Linked DNA regions of Homo sapiens: region 2 is linked to region 1. A link is a loop called in an ENCODE intact Hi-C map of the cell type or tissue named here. Cell type or tissue: PC-3. All regions are shown on one strand. Each heading gives the region's core, and the rest is flanking DNA. Links, peaks and the distances in the headings are about the cores only. Region 1 overlaps MSANTD2-AS1 (MSANTD2 antisense RNA 1). Region 2 holds the start of ROBO4 (roundabout guidance receptor 4).

Evidence for each region. Peaks named below come from ENCODE experiments on the same cell type or tissue, not always from the same donor. Only the 100,000 strongest peaks of a DNase experiment are listed, where the experiment ranks them.
Region 2: it touches region 1 in a loop (7-fold over the local background); 3 of 110 quality-filtered maps call a loop at or near these places.

What each region holds. Positions count from the first base shown.
Region 1 is chr11:124,834,009-124,842,332 of GRCh38, forward strand. It overlaps MSANTD2-AS1 (MSANTD2 antisense RNA 1), which reads left to right. Exons shown (of 5, transcript NR_103862.1): 5 at 1-479. Among named protein-coding and RNA genes, the nearest start is that of ROBO3, 27 kb to the right of the region's middle. In PC-3, for the core only: CTCF peaks have their summits at 3,200 (motif pointing left) and 3,644; DNase peaks (open chromatin) are centred at 663, 3,133 and 3,643; H3K4me3 peaks cover 2,422 bases; H3K27ac peaks cover 2,421 bases; H3K27me3 peaks cover 3,234 bases.
Region 2 is chr11:124,893,304-124,901,627 of GRCh38, forward strand. It overlaps ROBO4 (roundabout guidance receptor 4), which reads right to left and starts at 4,562. Exons shown (of 18, transcript NM_019055.6): 1 at 4,423-4,562; 2 at 3,629-3,958; 3 at 3,210-3,367; 4 at 2,895-3,015; 5 at 2,482-2,609; 6 at 2,154-2,382; 7 at 1,778-1,890; 8 at 898-1,066; 9 at 557-742; 10 at 385-427. The coding sequence starts at 4,492. All of the region lies in intron 1 of LOC107984406 (a long non-coding RNA gene), which reads left to right. RefSeq lists an enhancer at 4,455-5,077. In PC-3, for the core only: CTCF peaks have their summits at 5,026 (motif pointing right) and 6,315 (motif pointing right); DNase peaks (open chromatin) are centred at 5,218, 5,648, 6,638, 7,408 and 1 weaker place; H3K4me3 peaks cover 1,799 bases; H3K27ac peaks cover 4,661 bases.

The DNA.
Region 1 (8,324 bases), core at 283-8,282:
ATACTACTGTATTTTTCGTTAAGTCAGTCAGAGTTCTATCCTTTGACAGAAAGTATAACCTTCTTTTAAGGCAGAATAAGACCCTCTGCCCAACCCTGCTCTTTCTTTCTCCTCCGCACTAAGAAGACAGCGAATACAGTAGAGGGTTTTGGACTGGGATAGTGGTTGCAGAGAAGATCTGGAACTAAAAATATGGACCAGGGGTAGAAATGGTGGTGATTCCACCAAACTTGGAAACACTTAACAAGACCCCATAACATGCAAGATATGCAAGAAATGGGGTACATTTTCTATACCAGTGCCTTAAGTAAAAAAATTCCTTGTTAAACAAATGATTTAGAGAAGACAGAACCAAATATATATATATAGCTGTGTGTGTATTCTAATAAAGGTTGTTAAAGTCTTAAAGTTAGTGGTGGGAGAAAACAATAAAAAAATATGAAATCTCCCTATGTTAATAAACTAATTTCAAATACCAAGGGTTGGTTTTTGGTTGGGTGAGTCTGTTTTTGCCTTGATTAAAAAGAAGTGATTTTTTTCTTCAGCCTAGTTTTCCTGGTATGAAAGGCAAGAAGGAATGACATTCCATAACTGTTATAGAGGTGAAAACAGTTTTATTTATTGGTGGTCATTACCGGCCTATAACCAGGGCACAACCTTCTTGGTAAACATTTACCAAGCATTAGTGGAAGATGATTCACTAACTTTTAAAACTCTCCTTCCCTTATATGCATATTAATACCACGATATCTTTAGCTTTTAAGTCCATATATACAGGCACAGGTGCGAATAAATTCAAACATATCACTTGTAGTGGTTTACATAAGGGCTTGCTAGTTCAAATGGGGTTGTTAGTTTTGCATCTCAAATTAGTTCCTGTCAACCCAGCAACTAAAGAAAATTCCTTTGTGAAAAAAGTTTCCAGGCATGACCCAGTAATTGTTTTAATGGATTTTCAATGAAGGGTGAAGTACCATGCTATGTAGCCTGTGGGCATTCCATAAATATATTTTGACTGATTCTGTTAACAAACTACATAGAAAAAACCAAATACTTACTATCCAATCCTCTTATATTGTTTCCCATAGGCTCTGTCTGTTAGTGTATTTATAAGCATTTAAAGTGTATAAGGGAGCTCTGGCAGTGAGAGTGAATTGCCCAATGCAGAGAAGCACTCTGGGCTGGAGGGTTTTACTTAGTCTAAGATTTTCTTTTTTTTTTTTTGTGAGACGGAGTCTGGCTCTGCCGTCAGGCTGGAGTGCAGTGGCATGATCTTGGCTCACTGCAGCTTCCGCCTCCTGGGTTCAAGCGATTCTCCTGCCTCAGCCTCCCGAATAGCTGGGAGTACAGGTGCATGTCACCACGCCTGGCTAATTTTTGTATTTTTAGTAGAGACAGGGTTTCACCATGTTGGCCAGGATGTTCTCGATCTCTTGACCTCGTGATCCACCCTCCTCGGCCTCCCAAAGTGCTGGGATTACAGGCGTGAGCCACTGTACCAGGCTACTTAGTCTAAGATTTTCAGTGTGCACCTGAGATTTGCCCTTTCCAAAATGAGGAAGAGGCCTGAAGCCGATCAGCTGAAAGAAGTACTAAGCCCTGCAGGCTGAAAAGGTAATGTCCCACCTATGCTGGAGGACCTGATGTTGGTATAGTCAATTTTCTGTCTTCTATGTAAGGTATAGATCTGCTCTGATCTTGACATTGTGAAGAAAGCTACTATACTGTCAGAATCTGCTGTAATATAGCCCTGAGATGAGAAAGGTGTGTAGAACAGAAATCTTCACTGCCCTTCTCCCAAAACATTCATTGACCCCTCCTGTAAGATATATATATATATATAATTATTATTTTTTCTAGACAGAGTCTCGCTCTGTTGCCCAGGCTGGAGTGCAGTGGTGCAGTCTTGGCTCACTACAATCTCAGCCTTCCAGGTTCAAGGTTCCCAGGTTCCCAAGCAGATTCTCGTGTCTCAGCCTCTTGAGAACTGGGGCTACAGGCACACGCCACCACACCTGGCTAAGTTTTATATTTTTAGTAGTGATGGAGTTTTGCCATGTTGGCCAGGCTGGTCTTGAACTCTTGATCTAAGGTGATCCGCCAACCTTGACCTCCCAAAGTGCTGAGATTACAGTCATGAGCCACCGCGCCCGTCCTGCATTCTTGCTGTGTGTGTGTAACCCTTGCTATAGTTATATAATTTAGGTTGAATTTAATTTATACGTTGACTATGATCTGAGGGTCAAGATCATTTGGGATAAAGGAGAGATCAACTACATGTCCGTATACTGCAAGTTAGAATTTAGTTAAGAAGGCCCTGAGTAGATTCCAGAATTATAATAAAGCTTTCATTTTTAGTTTGAGGAAACTTCAATATGGGCGACAGAACAAAGAACTCGGGTGGTAGGAATTAAGTTGGTAGGAATTAAGAGGGTGCCTGCCAGACGGGCTGGAAGTGAAGGAAGCCATGTGCCTGCAAAGCTGTTTAGGGCTGCCATGTGTTTATGCCCTGGCAGAAACCTCTGGTTAGAAGTTAGATCGCTTACATTTTTCTTAAGTAACCCATTTTGTTACATCCATATGTTTTCCCTCTTTCCAGAAGGAAAAAAAAGTATCAGCGAGCCCTTCCTCACGGATCAGGAAGCTCAAGGGATTACTCAAGTACATTGGCGGCAGTTACAAAGATATTTTCTTTTTTTTTTTTTTTTTTTTTGAGACGGGGTCTCGCTCTGTTGCCCGGACTGGAGTGCAGTGGCGCGATCTCGGCTCACTGCAAAGCTCCGCCTCCCGGGTTCACGCCATTCTCCTGCCTCAGCCTGCCAAGTAGCTGGGACTACAGGCGCCCGCCACGACACCCGGCTAATTTTTTGTATTTTTAGTAGAGACGGGGTTTCACCGTGTTAGCCAGGATGGTCTCGATTTCCTGACCTCGTGATCCACCCGCCTCGGCCTCCCAAAGTGCTGGGATTACAGGCGTGAGCCACCGCGGCCTACAAAGATATTTTCAAGCATTGTTCTCCCTACCCCAAATTTCTGAGTCATTTAAGTAGAGAAACAGCTCTTTTGCCCTGGCTCATATATGAAAAAAGTAGAATTCAGGCCAGGCTTCAAGTCTAGGGATGATTCTCATTAATGAGGTTAGGTCTGCCACCTGGTGGTGAGAAATAAAATGCCACTTGATTTTCTCATCTGATCTGTCCATATACCACACTTAAAAATTCCACTTTGCAAATCCATCCTTAACCTCTGACTCGGGTTGTGCTTGCCGCCAGCCAAAAGTTCCCAACTGATGACAACGGCACCGACACCTTGGGGAGAATTTTTAGGCAACCATCTGGAACTCATTCCCTATGAACACATTTGAAGTGTTTTAGAACACTGGTAGGTGGTTCTACAACACTTCAAATGTGACTTAAGGTAGATTTTAGGAGAACAAGGTTCTCCTAAAGAGGAAAGATAGCACTAATTCATTCATTAGTACACAAACTATTGTGTAAAAAAAAACTATGCTCTTCAATTTGTAAACAAATGTGTAAGACAATGCCCCGCTCCATCAGTGACAAAGAGATGGGAGTGGATAACCAAGTTAGGCTGGGAAAATAAGAGTAATTCTTGCTTCCCGTTGAAAGGCTGAGGAGAGTGCAGAATCATCTGAAGCCATTAGGGGGAGTGCTAAGTCTTCAGAAACACACACACACACACACACACACACACACACTCGAATACTAGAATATGAATTCTGGAATATGTCCACAATTATTTGGGGATTTGGCCTATGGATCCCTCACAGAGGGTGAAGATACCCAAGTACCCTGGAGAGCTTCAGCTTCCAGTAACCTCCTCCAGCACTGAAGACTTCAGCTCCTTCCTTTTTTCACCTGCCCCTATTTTCCTTTCCTTGTAGGCCAGTACTCTCAAAGTGTGGCCCCCAGTATCACCACTGTCACCACCTGGGAAACTTTCAGAAATGCAATATCTCTGCCCGTACCCCAGATCAAAGGAATCAGAAACTGTAGGGCAGGGTTAATAAGGCCTCCAGGTGATTTTCATGCAAGCTGTGAATCTCTAGTCCAGGGGTGTCCAATCTTTCGGCTTCCCTGCCACATTGGAAGAAGAATTGTCTTGGGCCACACATAAAATACACTAGCTAAAAAATTTTTTTTTTTGCAAAAAACCTCATCATGTTTTAAGAACATATATGAATTTGTGTTGGGCCGCATTCAAAGGTGTTCTGGTCTGCATGCGGCCCATGGGCCGTGGGTTGCACAAGCTTGCTCTAGTCTTAGGGTGATCCTCTGGGCACAGACCAGGGAGACTTGTCGGAGTGGGAGCTAAGGGGAGAAGCAATGGGTCCTAGAAGCCAATCTAGTTACCCAGTCCAGCCCAGAGTGTTAGAGGGAGCAGAGAACAGCCACAAAGGGAGGTGGCAGAGGTTTTTGCCAACTGAGCACCAGCTTTGTGGACACTGACCCTCCAATCACCCTTGGTCACAAGATCTTCAGATGGGAGACTCAGTCTTCAATTAAAGCGACACTAGAGAAGAATCCCTACAGTACCCAGAGCAAATAAGATAAATAGGGCTGTGTCCACCCCACCTGGGTGCAGCTCCAGCTCTTTTCACTCCCTTCCAGATCCGCGGAAAGCACCCCTGACACGCATATATTTGTGGATGGGATACCTGGATTGAGAGCGAACTCCATCAACCCCCCGAGACACTGCACCCTGCTCCCTCCTCTGCTGGAGGAACTGCCACTTTCTAAAGGAAAATACTATTTAATGTGCAGAATTACAGTACACACAATACTTATAGTATGGCAAGTATTAGTCCTTGGTATTTTTTCCGCCACCTTTTCCCATCTCCCCATCCTGTATGCCTGTGCCTCCTTACCTTTCTAGCACAAAACAGGCACTTAAAAAATAGTGCAGAATGAACAGCTGAAGCTTGCTTCTACTATCTTCCATATTTTTCTCTGGCTGCTGTCAAAAAGCGCCAGCTCAGAGCCAGGGTGGCCGACTTTGTCACAGTCTCTGCTGGAAAACGACATTTTTTAGGGGGAAAATCATAAGCCAATGCAGACATGTCCCTGCCCCCTATTCCTTCTCCCTGCACGTGGGCACACAATGGGCGGCCGGCAGAGGTGGGGGAGTGAGGAGCACAGGCTCCGTGTGTCCAAAGTCCCGGGTCACCTCGGCCTGGAATCCATCTAACTCAGCTGCAAACCAGAAGACGCGGCCTGGGAGGGGCGTAGAGCCCTCCCCCACCTCCCCGGGCTGGGTGACTGTCAGGCCGCATCTGCTCCAAATTTATGGCTCCTCCTCGGGCCGCCGCCGGCCTCTCCACGGCCTCTTTACCAACTGCAGCCCCAGCTGAGACCCCTCCCGCGGGGAGGGAGGGAACACGAAGCGCGGCCGGGGCTGGGGGCGGGGAGCAGGTGTGAAGCGGGGTGGCAGCGGCGCGCGGTCACCCTCCACCGCGCCGCGGAGACCCGGCGTCACCCCCACGCGCACACAATGGCGCGGGGGCCAGGCCGAGGACGGCCCATTAGCGGCTGATGGAGGAGGCGGGAGCCCGGCGGGCCGCCTAATCCCCGCACGCGGACACCTGGGTGGGAGCGCGGGCGAGTGGAGGGCGCGCCTGCACGCAGGATCCCGGGCTGGGCAACGGCCTAGACCGCCTCTCGCCAAACCTCCCACGCCAGCGCCAGTCCGACGAACAGGAGCTGGTCCAGCGAACAATAAAAGGCCCCGGGGCTGGGGAGGGATGGAAGCGCCCTTGGAGCGCGCAGGCTACGGGCGCCCCCGGCAGCGCCCCCGCGCCTTCCCCTCCCGCCCCGCGGCCGCTGATTGCCTATTGTGCGTCCCCTCTGCGGCCGCCCGCGCGATGCACTCTGCGAGCTGGCCCCTTCGTTTCTAAATGAGCAGCCAGCGCCGCAGACACGTGCCAAGGGAAGGGTAGTTCACTGCGTGGGGCGGGGGGACATGCAATAAGACAAGAGACCGCACGGAAATAGCTCCGTGCCCGTCTGCTGCACTGTCCTTCTCACGTGCCTTCGGACAAGGGGACTTTCACTCTCTCCCCTCCTCTGCCCCAATCGCTCTGTCTCCCTGAGACTGACCACCCTCTTCTCTAACCCGAACTCCGCAGGGGAGCCTTCAGCCTTTTATTATTATTTTTTTCCTGGGTAGTAGATGTCTTTGCCTTGGCTGGGCTCTGGAATGCTCAGGTAAAAAGTGGGTCTGGCCGGATGCAGTGTGTATCTTCAACACGGAGGCTAGAGAATTGGATAGAGGAGCAGCGCTAGTCTGTGACAGCTCCAGACGCCCTGCTCCAAGCACCCCAATCCTAAGCACCCCAATCCTCTGGTATCTTCCGTCCCAGGGAACTCTGGCTGGTCGTCATGGCTTTGTTTAATGCTCCTCTCTGCCACACTACCGCGTTCCCTGTGGGATGGGAACCTCTGGGAAAGGACCTGACAAGGGACCAGAAAAAGGTTTGGGGAATCAAAGTCTAGTAGTAAGGGGTCCTACCACTGATGGTTTGGACTCACGGGCAATTTACAGTTGGATGGAAGCTGAAGTGTCATCAGATTTAGAGGCCACAGTCTGGCAGCCTGTGGACCAAATCCAGGCCACCAACACATTTTGGTCCATAAAGTGTTTTTTAAACTTTCCATCATGAATAATAGCATATTGTGGATCATAAATATATATAAATTAGTGAGAATGCTATAATAAACCCCCATAGTCCCACCACCCAGTTTCAGCCAGCACTTAATCTATTCAAAGGCAATCTTCCTTCATCTATTCTCCCACTCTCCTCCAGAATTTGAAGCAAATCTCAGAAATCCTATCATTTCTTCTTTAAGTACTAAAAAGTAGTCCTAAAAGATAAGAATTCTTTTAAATAGCATAATAATATCAATATCACACCTAAAACAATAATTCCTTGTCCTCAAATATATAGTCAATGTTCAAACTTCCCCAATTGTCTTATTTTTCTTTATTGTTCAAATTGGGATCCAAATGAATCTCCACAGTGCATTCTCTCCTTTAATCGGATAATCCCCCAGTTAATCTCTTTTTTTCCTGGAAATTTATTTGTTAAATAAACCAGATCATTTGTTCTGTAGAATTTTCCACAGTCTGGATTTTGTTAAATGTATCCCCATGGTGCCATTTAACATGTTCTTCTACCTCTACATTTCCTGTAAATTGGTTGTTAGATATAGAGGCTTGATCAATTAATGCTGGATTTTTTAAAGAATAATTCATAGACCATAGTTTAATTCGATCCAAAGTAATGTCTGCTTGTCAGTGATGACCATTGTCTAGACCCATTATTTCATTAGGGATTGCCAAGTTGTGACATTCTAGTTCTATGATTCACTCTTCATTTATGAGCTTGAATACTTCTCTAAAGAGAATCTGTCATCAATGATTTGTTTATGCAGAGGTACACGTCAAATAGGAAAGGCAGGATAAATGCTTGATTCTTTCCCTTATTATTTATCAAAATAATGAGGTGATTCCTCAGATTCCCCTAATGGTGACCAACGATTTTTTTTAAATCACTTATGAACAAATGGATTTAAATATATCTCATGTGTTTCAAACCAAGTATATTTTGATTGGGCATTTTAAAATTAGAAGATGTCATATTAAAAACATTGACCTCTGGCTTCCGTTGTAGAATATCTGGCAACCTTGAGTCCTTTTCCAGCAAGACTAGAGCAGACTTTGGCTGAGGGGCACTGCCTCCTTCAGTAGGCATTCATTCTTGCCTTGGCATGCTTTGATCTTCTTAGACCCTGGACCCCCTGCCCTGCAGGAGTAAGTCTGTAAAGCAGATCCAATCCAAGTCTCTCACCTTATAGATGAGAGAGCTGATGAAGTAGCTTACCTTCCTGAGACTGGAAGACAAGTCTCCTGGCTGCCTACCAAGACGAGGGTAAAGCAAACAGGGAAGACCAGCTGGTTTCTGCCTTACCTGCAAGTTGAGCTGAGCCAGAGACCTGGGACCACTTCAAGATAACCTTCCTCCCCATTTGCAAACACACCTTGCAGAGGAAACTTGGGAATATTCCAAACTCCACTCCCTCTTTTGCCTCCCACATCCAATCAGCCACCTAGCCTGCTAATTAGCCTCCCTTCCTCCATTCCTGTCCTCCTCCAACTCATCCTCCTCACTCGCAATGAGGTTTTCCAAAACATATGTCTAACCATGTCACTCTCTGGCTTTAAAATCCGTCACTAACTGCTCATTGCCTTTAGGTTACATCGAAGTCAACATTAGCACAGCACACAAGGCTCCTCATGTCCTGGGC
Region 2 (8,324 bases), core at 225-8,224, 59 kb after region 1:
CAATGGCTCAGTGAGAGAATTACTGAGTGCAAAGGCACTACTTGGTAGACCATGGGTGCACGCATAAGATGAGACATTTGAGGTGGTCGTCTCATGCTGATTATTCTCCACCTAGCGGGTGAGGCAGCAGGAGAGGTGGGGTGACAAGAGTCCTGGATTGGGGGTTTAGAAGGTTTTATGAGTTTCAGTTTACTAGTCTGTCAAGTGGTGTGATAGGAATATTAATGACAGAGAAATGAACTATCAGTTGGAGTTACAGGAGAGATTCATGTACGACAGTCCCAAACTCCCTGGCAGGTAGACTAGTACTCCATTCTTCTCTGTTGCAGCTCCACTGTCCCTTGCCACCCTCCCTTACTTCAGACCTCCCCTTTCACCTCTCACCTGTGTTTTAGGATGGCATCCTCACTGGTATATCTGTACAGACCTGGGAGAAGGCAGGAGGAAAGCTAAATCCAGAGGCTGGATCACCTGGTCAGAGATCCAAAGCCCCTGCACCATTCTGGCTGGATGCTGAGGAGGCCTGTATACATGTGGGTCCCCCTCAGACTCTCACCTGGGCCCAGGTGCACCCTAGCTCGGCGCCGGCGGTGGATACACACGGCGGTGCCCAGAAGCAGCAGCCAGAGTGCAACACCGCAGGTGGCAATGACCTCAGGCCGCTTCAAGGTAGCCCTCAGCTGCTCCAGGGTCCAGGGACCATGCTCACTGGGTTCTTGGGTGGCTCGCTCCATGGCCTGCTCTGTATGGGATGCAGAGCTCAGAGGGAGAGGGAGTCGAGGCATTGAGGGCCTGGCAGGCAAGGGGGAAGAGCTGGAAGTGTGAGGCGGGAGCAGGGAGAGAGGAAGGCGGGATGCAGGCTGAAGGGTAGGGTGGGTCTGTGGGCACTGCCCTCACCTAAAAGGAGGCAGACAGGTCTACTGGGCTCCCCAGCTCCAGCACCAGTGACTGCAGCCACTTGCACGCAGTAGGAGCCTGGCATATGGGTGGCGATTTCCAGCTGGGTCTGCTCACCAACTACAGTCCAGTTGGCTGGTGGCAGTGATGTGTTGCCCAGGCTCCAGACCTGAGGCACAAGCAGAGGTGAACAGCTTCCCCAGGCACCATCCCAGAAGCCAAGCCCTTTATCTGCAGATCAGACTCCAGGGGTGTGGTTATTCTGCCCTGCCATCCACTTGGGGAATGCACCCAATTTCCTATTCCCCTCCTATTCTCCCTACCAAGTGAGAGATACCTCTCTCTAGATCAACAGTAGAAGGGCACAAGCAAGCTGCTAAAACACATGTAACATAGCAATTCTCAAACAACAGCGTGCTTCCAAGTCACCAGGGGGGCCTGCTATAGTACAGTTTGCCAGGCCCATCTCTGAGTTTCTGATTTATGAGGCCTGGGAAAGGATCTGAGGGTTTGTATTCCTAACAAGGTCCTGGGTGAGGCTGATGTTGCTGCTCTAGAAGTCAAACTTTGAGCCCCACTCCCTGACTCACAGCCTGGTTTGATCTACTCTGTTTCTTATTCCTGTGGCCTTTGCCCCACTTTCCATGTCTGTAAATTGGGGATAATACCCCAGGGTGGACTGTGAGGTAAAACGGGATCATGGAGGTCAAGTGCTTGGCAGGGTCTGGAAGCCAGTGGGTCCTTGCTCAGCAAAAGCAGGTTTCCTTTGCTTCTCTGCCCAGGTACCTTTCTCAGTGCCCAGAGCAAGGGTATGCAGAACTCCAGAGAAAAGAGATGTCCTGGCAGCAGTAGGAAGGGCTATGACAGCTAGTGGGGGTACCTGGTAGCCACGGATGATGCCATTGTGGTTTTCAGCAGGTGGTGGGACCCAGCTCACAAAGACAGTGCCATTGCCAGGCTTTAGAGTCACTTCCTGAGGTGGGGCACTGGGCACTGGAGGGGTGGAAGAGAGACTATGAGGGGCTCTGAGGGAGAGGACTCTAGGGAAAGGAGCTGGGCTGGGGGACACAGCGTCAGAACCCTACTGAAGAGACAAGAAGCCTCTTGAAGCTCTGCTGGCCTGGCCAGGGCAGAAGGGAGTCCCAGGGTAGGACCCATAATCTCCCCTCAAGACTGAAGCAGAACAGTCCAGGGGCCCCCAAATAAGAAGGAGCCAGAGGGGATATTGTTGGCTTCTGAAGGGATCAGGCCCTGACCTTTTTCCGGCAGCCTCAGGAGCAGCACGTTGCTGTCAGGGCCTCGAGCCCGGCCAGAGGATGGTCTCACTTTGAACTCGTAGTCTTGGCCCCAGTGGAGGCCTCCAAGCTCTGCGCTCTGCCAGCCGGCCAGCAGCTCCTCTGCCCACGGAGCTCCCTGGCCTCCCGGGGCAGTCTGGGTCCTGAACAAGGCCGTGTAAGATTGGGCAGGCGCAGCAGGGCCACTGACCTGGGAAGGAGTTTCGAGGAAGGGCGGGGGGTCAGAGAGCTCAGGAACGCCCTTTCTTGAGCTCTGGATCGGCTTTTACCCTTAGCACCTGGTCCTCACCTTCCAGCTGAGCCACACCGCCGGTCTAGGCTTGGGGCCCTCTGCAGGATCCGGGTTCAGCAGTGTCACATTTTCCAGCTGAATTCGCACAGCCAGAAGCTCCACAGGCTCCGTGTAGTCCTGGGGCTCTGTGGGGAGGATAGGGCTGGGCTGGGGCTTATAGGCCAGAGTGACAGAACTGAGGCGTGGAACATCCCTCAGCCAGGGAGGAACCCCAGGGAACCCAAACTCCCAGAGTCTCCAGGTCTTGAGCATTCCGATTTCTACTCTAGCAGGGGGGAACCTCCCGCTACGTGAGACCCCCAGCACTTTGACCCTGACCCCACATACCTTAACCCCAGCCCAAACCAGAATACACCACCCCAACTGGAGCCTGCAGCCTGGCTCTGATTGTAGCCCACCCCTGCCCTTACCCTGGATGGAAACCCGGGCTGCGCGGCTCTCCCTATGTCCTGCGCTGTTGGTGGCCACACACATGTAGGTCCCTTCGTCACTCTTCTCTGCTCTTGCCATCAGCAGGGACCCCCCGGACACCTGTCAGGGCCAGGTTCACTGTGAAGTCTCCTATGTGGGGAGGGGCTCTGAGCTGGGGGGAAGTTTGAGGCCCCCTGCTCTCCCCTCCTCAAATTCTACCGGAGGATGCGGGGCTGGACGGCAGGTCAGTCCATCAGGGTGTACCCAGGTCTGCCCAGGCCAGGATGAAGTGTGGGGGAGGGGGCCACACTTACTGTGTGCCTTCCGGGCTGGAGGGCCAGGGGTTTCCCATCTTTCCACCATGAGACTGTGGGCTCTGGGTGGCCCCAGGGCGGCCCACATTCCAGAGTAAACTGCTCACCCACCACAGCCACCATGTCCCGAGGCTGGATCTGGAAATCCTCCCGGAGGACTGTGGGGAGGATGGAAGGTGACACGGAGCAGGGCCCAGGCCTCTTCTCTCTCCCTTATCACTCTTGCCCCCTTCTGCTTTGCCCACCTTCCTGGCCTCCCATTTAGGGCCAGCCCCGCCCCAGCTTGCCCTCCCAAGCCTTCCAGCCCAGGCCTCTGCTCACAGGTATCCCACTGACCTCTCAGATGTTCCCTTGAACATTCAGCTCAGATGTCTCCACCCAGGTTTGCCCCACCCTGAAGCTCCCCTCCCAGGCCTCACCAGCCACAGACAGCCGAGCGCCTCTGCTGACTGCCGTGCCAAGCCGGTTGCTGGCCTCACATGTGTAGACACCCAGGTCTGTGGACAGGGCCTGGCCATCGTGGGCATGTCCCCGGGCAGGGGGCTGTAGCAGCAGAAGGGTCCCATCAGGCAGGAGGTGGTGTGGGTCTGGGGGCACCATGCTCAGGGGCTGCCCATTCAGCAACCAGCGGATGGTGGGAGGTGGCTGGCCTGAGGCTTGGCAGCTCATCCTGGCAGGGCCAGGGCCCTGGAACAGCTGGTCCTGGGGGTGGACTAGGATCTGGGGCGGGGAGTCCTGAGCCATGCCTCCTGGGAGGGAAAGGGAGCAGAGCCCAGTCTGATCACCAGCAACACCCCAAATTCCTGGCCCACCCCTCATCTGTCTTCTCTTGTGTGCGAGTTTGCCAGAAAACCTGTAATCTGAACTACTAAAGGTTGCCTCCCAAAGAACAAGCCAGCTAGGAGGAGAGAGGGCCAGCATGCACAGCATCCAGGCCAGGGCTTGCATAGCATGTTCGCTCTCTCTCTCTCTCTCTCTCTCTTACTTTCTCTCTTTCTTTCTTTCTCTCTCAGTCTCTCTTTCCTTCTTTCTCTCTCTGGTGTGTGCGCACATGCACAAACACACATACACTTACACACACTCATCATCATCATCCTCATCCTCATCTCTGGTCCCCCCACTGCAAAAGGGAAGCAGGCAGTCAGCAGGCCCCTTCTGCCCTGAGCAGGCCTTGGATGGAGGAGCATGGGCCAGGAGAGGGAGAGCAACTCACCCATGATGAGCAGGAGCAGCAGAGGCAGGGAACCCCTGCCCCCCAGGAGGCTGTCTCCTCCAGAGCCCATGGCTACTCTCAGCCCTATGTCCTTGTCCCGAGCACTTTGTCCTGCTGCTCTGAGCTCACAGTGAAGAGGGAAGGAGGGGCGGGGTGGGCCGGTGGTGGTTGTTTGTGACCGAGACTCTGCCCCAGGAGGGAAGCGGCTTTGAGGAAACCGATGCTTCCTGCCTGGCCCTCAGTGCCTTGGAGAACTGGGAGGAGACCAGAGGCGAGAAACTCTCTGACCTCGACCATTTAGCTATAACCCCCGACCCTAACTTCAGCGCTAAGCTTTATCTCATGATCTACTCGGGGATTTCTTACAGGGTATCCTTACACTAACCAAAACTCCGATCAGAGCCTTAATCCTCTATTTAAATCTTATCCCTGGATCCCAATCCTTATCCCTTTGACACCTGCTAGAGAAGAGTGAAAACCCCAGGAGTCTCAGGACACAGCAAGAAGCTGAAGACAGAGGGCAGTGGGGCTGCAGGCTGGGGAGGCTGAGTGAAGTGGAGCAGGGGTGGATTGTAACACCCTCATCCATTTCCCCAGTGCCAGATGGACCAGGAGGTGGCGTAGGGTGGGAGACAGGAAGGACTCAGCATCTGGGACAAGCTGGGAGATTACCACAGGGTGTGTCCATATTCAGCTCAGAGATGGATGAAATAAGCTTCTGTGGAGAACTTGGGCAAGTCAGTTTCCTTCTCTGTAAAATGGAAATAATAATAGTAGTTCCTACCTTGAGGGATAAAGTAATGATGAAACACATAAAGCATAAAACCACTGGCATCCAGTGCCTGACTCATTATGAGTGATCCGTAAAGCTGAGCCAACATTGTGTATTTCTTTTTAGGCCCATCCCATCACTGAAACTATTGGAGGATCCTCGGCAGGAGTATTTTTCAGGCCCTGGAAAGGTGGTTGGAGTAAAAGACCTTTTAAGAGTCTTTCCAGTCCCAAGAGCCTGTGTCCATATATGTAGCAGACAGGCCTTGCAGGTTTTGAGCCTACAATGTCAGCTCTTGCCCGCTGCCTCCTTTCCCCCACAACCTAGACAGAGGCCACACTCCCCTGTCAGATCCCAGCTCATGTTTACTGGCCTCTTCCTTCCAAATCTGGAATCTCAGCCATTTCCTGGAGCTGTTCCCGGAAGGCCAAGGCCAGGCTCTGGGGCTCAGCGGAAGAGTATCCAGCCTTTGTTCCCAATTGTTCCTGGCCAGCTTCTCTGCAGGGCCCCTAACCCAGCTGACGCCCTCCCTTCCTCCCCCTTCCCATCCTGGCTTCGGTGCCAGCCACAGACTAACAGCCTGCCAAGTAGAAGTCTCCTTCACTCCTCCTCTTTCCTCTCAAACTCAGACCAATACTGACAAAGACAGAACTGGAGCAAGGAAACACCATGGTCTCTACAAACTGGGGAGTTTGCAGAGGCTAAAGAATAGGCAGAGTGAAAGTCATGGAGTGGCAGAGCTGGAAGGATAGGAATTGGGGCCAGAGAACAGAATGTCACTACCCTTGGCACCTCTAATTCTGAAATCCCAAATTCTGTTCTCTGGCCCCAATTCCTACCCCAAATTCTGTGGGTGTATCCTTACACTAACCATAACTCCAATCAGAGCCTTAATCCTCTATTTAAATCTTATCCCTGGATCCCAATCCTTATCCCTTTACCACCTGCTAGAGAGGAATGAAAACCCCGGGAGTCTCAGGACACAGCAAGAAGCTGAGGACAGAGGGCAGTGGGGCTGCAGGCTGGAGAGGCTGAGTGAAGTGGAGCAGGGGTGGATTGTAACGCCCTGGTCCATTTCCCCAGGGGCAGATGGACCACTAGGTGGAGTAGGGTGGGAGACAAGAAGGACTCAGAGCGTCTGGGATAAGCTGGGAGATTCCCACAGGATGTGTCCATATTCAGCTCAGAGATGGATGAAATCAGCTTCTGTGGAGACCTTGGGCAAATCTGTAAAATGGAAATAGTAATAGTAGTTCTCTGTAAAATGGAAATAGTAATAGTAGTTCCTACCTTGAGGGATAAAGTAATGATGAAATACATAAAGCATAAAACCACTGGCATCCAGTGCCTGATGCATTATGAGTGATCCGTAAAGCTGAGCTAACGTGTATTTATTGTGGGGCAGGCAGAATGGAGTCGAGTTTATGGGGTCAAGGATCTGTGGGGCCAGAGTGATGAAGGGGAGATTCATGTGACACTGAAGTCAGCTGAGGATGAGACAGGAAAGGATGTGGTGGGATTGGAGGATTTACTGCACAGGAGGCCAATTTGGGATTTCCCAGGTACAAAGCCTCCAAGACTGTCTGACTCCCTGACTATCAGCTTATCAAGAATGTCACTGTCAGCAGTCTGCTTTTAGTCTCCTCTGCTTCTACATTGGTTTTGGGGACACTAATTAAGTGCTCGCTAATGTTTTAATGCCAACTGGATTTTACTCCAGTCTCCACAATCCAGAAAGACGCTAGGTTTCCCTCAGGGGAAAATAAGGCAAATCTCAAAGGAATTCCAATCCATCACTAGCCCCGTCCTCAGCAGGGTGAGAAAGGAGAGGTGAAACGGTCTGTGTGCACCGCAGGGACAGAGCCCCAGAGGCTCCTGCAGCCCGAGGAATGTCCCCTGCCCCACAGTCACATGCCCCGTGCCTGGAGATCACCTTCAGCAGAGCCTCACCCTACTCCCAGGTTTTGGAGAGCTAGGTGCTAACACCTGAAGGTGATTGGAGGGGCAGATTCCTCAGTTGTTCCTGCAGGACACTAGAACTTTTTCTCCAGGGCACTCAGAGTGACATGCGGTGGTGGCCGAGGGGACTTCCCAACAGTAGGGTATGTCTGGATGGCTCCCAGAGACTGCAGGGCTCATTTCCAGCAACCTGGTGCATCCGCATCCTCATTGTCTCATTTCCACAAACTAAGGAAGAGCCGACTGCATGAGTCATGGGGATGATGTGGCTTGGTGGGAGCCGCCCCAATTGCTATTTCAGAGAAGCTCTGTTCTGGGGCTCTGGTGATGTGCTGTCCTGGTGACCAGTTTAAGCAGTGCCTTCCTTCATCCCTAGTTCTGGTGTTTTGTGTTTTCTAACTCCCCCTTCGTTGCTTGTAAGAGGGAGAAGAGAGGGGAAGCACCAGGTGCCCTTCTGAGCAAGCCTCCAGAGGAAATTTCTCTTCAATGTCTGGCTCCTGGCTTCTTTGGCTTTCTGCTCTGTGATCTCTGAAGATGCAATCTGAGACTCCTGCTGGCCAAGCTGGTGGAGAAAAAGGGATAAACTCAGGTGGGATTTGGAGTCAGTTACACTGGGGTTGAGATCCTGCTTCCACTTCTTATTGGCAGAGAAATCTTGAGTAAGTCACATAACCTCTCTGAGTCCCACTGCCCTCATTTGTAAAATGTCTGCATGAGGTTTACAGACAATGGACATGAAAGTTCTCTGAAAACACTAGATATGTGTTAGTTGTCCTTTGAGTGTTCTGGGATCAGCATGCCTGACCAACACAGCCATAGCCAGTCCCAGCTACCCCTTGATACTCTTTTTGGATTTGAGACTCACACTTTTTGCCTTCTTGTTTTTTCCCCTTTTTTGCTTGAGTCTGCTTGGTCTCAATCTATAAATTCTCAAGTTTGTTCCAAGATGCCAACAGCTGGAGGGAAATTGAGTCAAGAGAGAAGACAGTAAAAACCTCCTCTTAGCTGGCTGGAAAACTCACCCTAAGGCCACTTCACTGGACAGCATCTATTCCCTAGTTTCTGGTCCCATCAACATCATGGGTGATTTTAGGTGCTTGGAATCTAAAATCACATCGAATACTCTCAACCCTACATTTTCTTAACTTTCTCGACACCAATGACTATGGAT